Linked DNA regions of Homo sapiens: region 2 is linked to region 1. The links are chromatin contacts, found by Hi-C in ENCODE. All regions are on one chromosome and are shown on one strand. Each heading gives the region's core, a stretch centred on a gene start or an enhancer-like site at or near the end of the contact. The rest is flanking DNA. Distances are from core to core; before and after follow the strand shown.

The links. Hi-C counts contacts between places; a loop is a spot of excess contacts on that map. Pooled maps may share reads with other maps.
Region 2: a map of tibial artery shows a loop between it and region 1 (28-fold over the local background). The contact joins the promoter of UBE2N here to the promoter of TMTC3 in region 1. A Hi-C loop is called at or near these places in 5 of 168 maps with a recorded cell type or tissue (B cell, CD8-positive, alpha-beta T cell, naive thymus-derived CD4-positive, alpha-beta T cell and 1 more) and 12 of 50 pooled maps.

What each region holds. Positions count from the first base shown.
Region 1 is chr12:88,141,057-88,144,574 of GRCh38, forward strand. TMTC3 (transmembrane O-mannosyltransferase targeting cadherins 3) reads left to right here and starts at 1,251. Exons shown (of 14, transcript NM_181783.4): 1 at 1,251-1,431. It overlaps CEP290 (centrosomal protein 290), which reads right to left and starts at 1,032. Exons shown (of 54, transcript NM_025114.4): 1 at 844-1,032; 2 at 150-278. The coding sequence starts at 251. RefSeq lists enhancers at 872-1,311, 1,118-1,621.
Region 2 is chr12:93,440,257-93,443,777 of GRCh38, forward strand. UBE2N (ubiquitin conjugating enzyme E2 N) reads right to left here and starts at 1,691. Exons shown (of 4, transcript NM_003348.4): 1 at 1,599-1,691. The coding sequence starts at 1,628. RefSeq lists silencers at 907-1,026, 1,057-1,196, 1,347-1,556, 1,637-2,096 and an enhancer at 1,589-2,226.

The DNA.
Region 1 (3,518 bases), core at 1-2,500:
TTTTATATTTTATAACCTTCAAGCAAAATATAAGAACACTTCCAGATTGTGACAATTATAGTTGTCCCTGAAAAAAATAAATTCATATTTTATTAATAAATTAATCATAAGTTAATGTATATATCTATTATTATTGACCAATTAAGCACCTTGGATAAGGAAATCAATAAATTATCTGCCAGTTCTTCTTGACGGGGCAGGTCATCTGGGTCAACTTTCATTATTTCTTTCCAGTTTATATTAGGTGGCATCTTGAATTCTTTCACTGTGCTCCACCTCTGTAACAAAACAGGTGTATATTAGCATTTTCAAGGTACACAGTATTATTGGTTTTCTAGCACCTTACATTTTTTGCAGATTATTTCATTATAACTTTCTGATGTTAGCAAAACAGACAATTGGGCCACAAAATAGACAAGTGGGCAAAATAGCCTTGATCAAAAATAGCAGTCGGCACAAACTGTCAGAGTGTCCCGGCTAAATAAAATGTGACGGCTTCCTTGCTAACACTAATCTAAGTTAATACTTAAGATTTCTGGATCCCTTCCTCCACACCCCTACCCACAATGCGCGCGAACACCCTAATCCTGGCAAGCGCGAGGGTCTGTGGAAGGCCGACAATCATCCCTGATTTGGAGAAACAGAATTGGGGCTGAAAAAAAACGCAGAAATTAACATTTGGAATGAGTGAAGTTGTGCGGCGGAAACTGGAACCGAAGCAAGGCAGTATTAGGGACCCGAGGCTGGAAGGGCGGGGTAGCTATGCTGTGGCACACGGGCCCTCAGGCTAAAGAACCTGAGCGTGGAGTGACTCGCTAATCCTGCTTACAAGGATCCACCCACCTAGACCAAGCCTGGCAACCAGCGGAGGCCTCTCACTACCGCAACCACCAAGCTGGACCCGGCCGCGGGCCCTGACAGATCCCTATCGCGGTTCCACGCGGACTCTGGGTCCAGCCAAATGGTCCCGAGCAAGCCAAAGCGGCAGCGGCTGCTAGGCGACACCATCCCCAACTCCGCCAAGGCCAGAATAAGATCCCGGATGCCAGGAGAGCCTACAGTTCACGACCGTGGGTGATGCTTTACGTTTAGATTCTCCGCCGGAGTCCCAGAGCTCGGTGTTCAGGATGATGAGAAGGCGTGGAACGAGGACTTCAAATCCCAGAGTGCAGTTCTGCCTGAGGCTTCTGCATGCTGGGAACTGAAGTCCCTGAGAAGAGGAGGTAAGGCGCTCCCGGCATGCAACGCGTAAGACTGCGACGGTACCGGGGCGGCGGGGAAGGACCGAGAGGCGGGAGGAGCAGCGGCTCAGGCGCCTGCAAACTGGTGGCCTGAACGAGGTAGACCATGACTGTGGTTTCAGTGGCGTCACTCGCTGGGCTGCTCTTCCTGAGGTTTTCCTAAGCCATCCCCTGGCGGAACCGCCCCCAGGTGAGGTCGAGCTGTCGGTCAGCATATTGGGAGGAATTGAGGGGAGCAGTCCTGGGTTAGAGAAGCTTCTGCTATTGGGGCCGTAGGGCCTGGTCCCATTCTGAAAAAGTGGGAACACCCTGCCTTCTCTTCAGGCGTTTGCAAGCGGCGTCCAGGGTAGTGCCTTCTGTAAGAAGGAAAAAACAAAAAGTTTTAGCCTTGTTTAGTATCAGAATCTGTCTTGATAGTTAGAGTGAGAGCCGCGCAGCCGTGATCCTCGTTTGGGGGCGAGCGAAGAATTGACAAGAGGTCTCGGCATCCCGACCCCGCCCGCCTTACCTGTAGCACCATTCCTTTCGCGGATCGTGGGGCTTGATGGTTGTGGAGCTAGTATAAAGTCAAGGCTCTAGAGAGGAGAGGTTAGTACTTGTCCGGACCACTGCCGGGGGTGGAGAGAGAAGGGATCCAAGGACTCACCTGTACTATTGTTGCCACTTGCTTGGTTACCTAGGGTGCCCTTCCATGAAAGCGCCTTCTCTGGTGTTTACCACTCTTACTCGTGCAAGTTTTGCTCATCCTGCTCGTCTGCTCACAATCATGCTGGAGTATGATACATCTCTACCTAACTTTCCTAAGAAGCTGTAGACTTAAATCTAAATGACATTTCCAACTATCTGGACCAGTGCTTTGTCTTTTTTTTTTTTTAAACGCTGCTTTAAAAAAAAAATTACTGTACTTGACAGTAAATTTTCCTTTCGAAAATAAGTAATGAGTTTCTTTTTAAACCCCCAATTTGGGTAAAATAAGTAGCTCAGTACAAAATAAAAAGATACTGATTTTGTGAGATGAATTTTAAAGACATTAGTTAGATTTATAGGAATGACAATTTTACTACTTTTCTGAAAGATTATATGCCAAATACTATTCATTATCTTGTTTATTCTTCCTTACAATCCAGTGAAATAGGTGCTTACATTGTCCTCATTTTCCATCTGAGTTAAGAAACTGAGGCTTGGAGAAGCTAAGTAACTTAAATAGTGTGATTGAACACAGATCTCTCTGGCTGGAGGACATATTCTTAACTTCTATACACCTCCTCAGACATTCTGGGAAACCAATATTTGTGAAGTGCTTGTTCCTCAATCTTGCTATTTTTATTAAATGTTATATTTTAATTTTGTAAGTGTTTACTCAATAATTTGAATTAAACATTCTTCATGTTCAGTGTTCTTAATTCATAATTTAACATGGGATGGTGTTTCTGGAAAGGTGTTCTGATCTGGACCCCAGGAGAGGGCTCCTGGATCTCGCCAAGAAAGAATTGGAGGTGCATACACCCCCATTGGAGGTGGTAGACTAAGGATTGTTATAGTTATTTCTTGATTATATGCTAAACAAGGGGTGGGTTATTCATGAGTTTTCTGGGAAGAGGGTAGGCCATTCCTAGATCTGAGTGTTCCTCCCCTTTTTAGACTATATAGAGTAACTTCTTCACATTGCCATGGCATCTGTAAACTGTCATAGCACTGGTGGGAGTGTCTTTTAGGATGCTAATGCATTATAATTAGTGTATAATGAGCAGTGAGAACGAGCAGACGTCCCACCTTTCTCGCCATCTTGGATTTGGTGGGATTTGGCTGGCTTCTTTACTGCATGCTGTTTTATCAGCAAAGTCTTTATGATCAGTATCTTGTGCCCACCTCCTATCTCATCCTGTGACTTAGAATGACTGACAGACATCCTGAGAATGCAGCCCAGTAGGTCTCACCCTTATTTTACCCAGCCCCTATTCAAGATGGAGTTGTTGTGATTCAAATACCTCTGACAATGGTAGGAATGAAATTTAATAGTTACTGAGCACATGTTATGTCATACACTATGCTGACTACTGCGTGTTTGTTTTCATAATAGAAGTCTGTTTTCTCTAACACCTTTTCTTCTGTTTTTTTTTTCATTCGTTATAACTTATTTTTATGTATTCACTTACAAGTTTCGTTTGTCTGTATTACTCTTTTCTACCCTTCTGCCACCACCCTCTTGCTCACATTCATAAACTCAAGGTGCCTGGTCTCTAATGGTAAATTTTATTCTAATTTTTCAGAAGTGAG
Region 2 (3,521 bases), core at 441-2,940, 5.3 Mb after region 1:
GGGGACCATGTGACTGCATTATAACTAAAACCACGTTGTACGGACCTGCCAATACATATGACAATTAAAACTCCTTGGACAGAATCCTAGATAAATCCACACACAACAAATTTCGGACTATGAAGATTCACATTATTAGACTCCAGTGCTCCCTGACAATCTGTTCTACTTCTCTCATTTCTAAGAATTTCTACCATACAAAAACGTCTTATTTCTCTACATCAGCACCCTTAGGTCAGTGACATCTCCCTCATCTCAGATATATTTAAATGCAATTGGATGAAGCAGTATACAGTACATCATCCTCGAAGCCTAACAGGTCTTCCACTTAGTATGCATCTCCCCACAGATTTCACAAGAATGAGCAAGATTAACATACACGTTCACCAGGTTATATCAAGCAAAATGATGCTGCAATTGAGTCACTTTAACTGGCGCATTTAGTCACATAAATGTGCAACTAATTTCCTTCATAAAAACCGACACAAAAATTTAAGGTTTAGTTGTTGTGATGACAAGGAATATCTCACGTCTGAAGACTTGTCGATATTTCCTTAAGACTTTACAAAATCAAAGAATCGAAAATGTCATGGTTCCATACATACTTGTCAAAACACAGTATTCATAAACAGCCAATTAATAATTAAAACGCACAAAATTGAGGGGCAAAAGATTTCACGAGATCCCCCACAGAGGCCAAGGTAGGAAGATCTCTGAAGCCAGGAGTTTTGGAAGCCGCCTGGGCACTATAGCGAGGCCTCATATCTACGAAAAAGAGAGGAGAGGAGAGAAGAGGAGAGAGAAAGAGAATCCCCCATAACTGCGGCCCTCCCCCAGCCTTGTGTTAAAACTATTTCCTCGGAACAGCTCTGAAAGAGTTTGCCAACCAGAGTAAAATCACTTCGCAGAGATAAACGAGCGGAAACGTATTCAGAAGAGAGAGATCGCGGAAGCAAGGGCAGCGGGGCGCGGGGCCCCCACGTCCCGGGACCCAGGCAGCCGCGGCAACCAGGGGCGAGCATGTGCTGACCGCGGCAGGACGCGCGGGCCTCCCAGAGCCACTTCCCGGGGCGCAGGGCCCCGCCCGGCCTGACCCTCCCGGTTCATTCATTCTGCACCCGCGGTTGCCGCACCTCCGCGGCCCCGTCGGGGCGGAGAAGAGGGGCTTGGCTGCCGAGGGACCTTGTCGGGCCACAATCCCCACCAGGCGCCCGAGCCCCGCCGCGATTCCCGCGCGCCCGCGGCCTCCGGCGGGGGGGTGGTCTCAGAAGCTATGGAGGCCCGCGCCCAAGCCCAGAGACCCCCAGCCTTGCCGCCCCACCCTCCGCCGGGGCGTGGGACAGCACTCCCTGGCCCGCCGGGCAGCCGCCTGGAAGCCCCGGGTCCCCGCTGTCCGGCTGCCCCGCCGCGGCCGGAAGTCTCCCCGGCGCCCCCTCCTCAGCACCCGACTTCCCTCGCCGCCGCGGCCAACCCCTCTCCGCGCCGCCTCGGGCCTCCCAGAGCGGGCCGCGGGCCGAAGGAGGCGAGAGGCCGCGCTGCCTGCCCAGCTGAGCCGACGAGAGCAGAGCGAAGAGCTGGAGGCCGGCCTGGGCGGTTACCTTGATGATCCTGCGGGGCAGCCCGGCCATCTTGTCAGAACCCGAGTTCGGCCTCTGGTCTCGTCTCCGGCTCCTCTCGCCTCACGCACGAGTGGAAGTCCCGGGCTCCACTTCCGGGGGACGTTGCCGCGCCCGTCGCCGCAGCCGCCGCCGAGGCCCCTCGGGAAATGTAGTCCCTGCTCGGGCGCGGGCTCGGGCACGGGCGGGCTTCCCTCCGACCTGGCCCCCTCCCCCGTGCGCCCCGCCCCAACCGCTGCCGGGGATGGCGGAAGTGACGCTCTGTTGCGGGGCAGGGACTTGGGACAGGCCGCGAGGGGAGGCGCGGGGCTCTGGCGCTCGTGGCCGAGCCTGCCCGCGACGGTGGTACGGCACGACCCGCGCGCGACTGCGCGCGCGTCTCTCTTAACCGTGGCCACGCCCGCGCCGGTGGACGACGTAACAGAGGCCTGGCCTACGACGTATCCCATTCATTCATTCACGCGTTCGTTCTTTCAGCTCACGCGTTCGTTCTTTCAGCTCAGCCTGCATTGCGCGCGTTCCCTGCTGGCTCTGCAGTGAACGACTGAGGTGGGGCTCATCGTCTTGCTCCTTCCTCAAAGGGAGGGCAAGACCGAAACTCGGTGGCAAAGCTCTGACTGGGGGTCTCTCCAGTTACTCACACGCTGTTGGGGGAGTTTTGATGTTTAAATTGTATAAATCGGACCTCTGACACGCCCCTAGGCCCAGGGTAGGCTGAAGGAAAAGGGTTTGGAGCGAGTTGGAGGCGGGAAGAATGGTTCTGAACGCCTAGACCTAAAGGTTGAGACTCAGAATTGTTAACAGGACGAATGACCAAGGAGAGGTTTAAAGAACCCAGAGTAATCCGTAAAGCAGAGATTACCTATAGAGTGCGAGGTCCTATGAGAGAATTAGAGTGGGGGTGCCCGAAAATTGAATTGTTGGGGAAGCGTTTTATCCTGATGACGGATGGTTTGCTGTGTGATGGACTGTTTGCAAGCACTTTACTTCATCTTCACAGCAATCGTGAGGAGGTGTTGTTTCCATTTTACAAATGAGGCTTAGATAGTTAACCTTTTCCAAGGAGCTGTTTTGTCCCCAGGCAGATCCGCCAAGACCTGGCCCTTAACTACTTAACCACAGTGTTTCCTAGCACACTAACAGACAGTAGATGGTGAATAAATGAAGACAAGACTGACCGTGCCTTCCAGGAACTTAGATTCCAATGGAGAAGAGAGACCAGTAAACAATTAGTTACAATCCAATGTGTTAAGGGCTGTCTGTAATACAGGTTCCTCCAAGGTGCTATTTTAGCAGAGAGGCATTAACTGCTTGAGAACTCAGGGAAGCCTTCTTAAATAAGTGAAGTCCTCAATGATGAGTAAGAACCTACCTGACCTTGTAGGGAAGAGTATGCCAAGCATAGGAAATGGCCTGTGAAATGGCATTGAGCTATGAGAGAGAAAAAATAGTGCACTAAAGAAACTGGAACTCTGAATACAAGAAACCTACTAAGAACAATAAGAAATATTTTGTGCTGGCACGATGCTAAATGGTTAATAAATTTAATACATCATTCAATTATGAAACAGATGAAGTAGTCTCTATTATTAACAGAACGTTTTAGATGAGAAGCCAAGGTTCAGAGGTAATAATGAGAATTTCAAATAACCAGAAGTCTGCAATAGGTGGTTCTGTGACTAGAAGAATCTGCAAAAGTAAATGAAACTGGACAAAGATACTTTTCAGAATATTTTATAGAGGACCCAGGATAATTCATGCTGGTAGGCAGAAAGGCAGAGTGCTATTGTGTTGGGAGTGTGTAGGTCTGCAGTCTGGGCAGGGCTTGGCAGGAAGGCACACTCTGCTTGTGCTGCATCAGCCTGTGCAACCAGAAGATTGGCTTCCATGATGGTTCACAAGGCG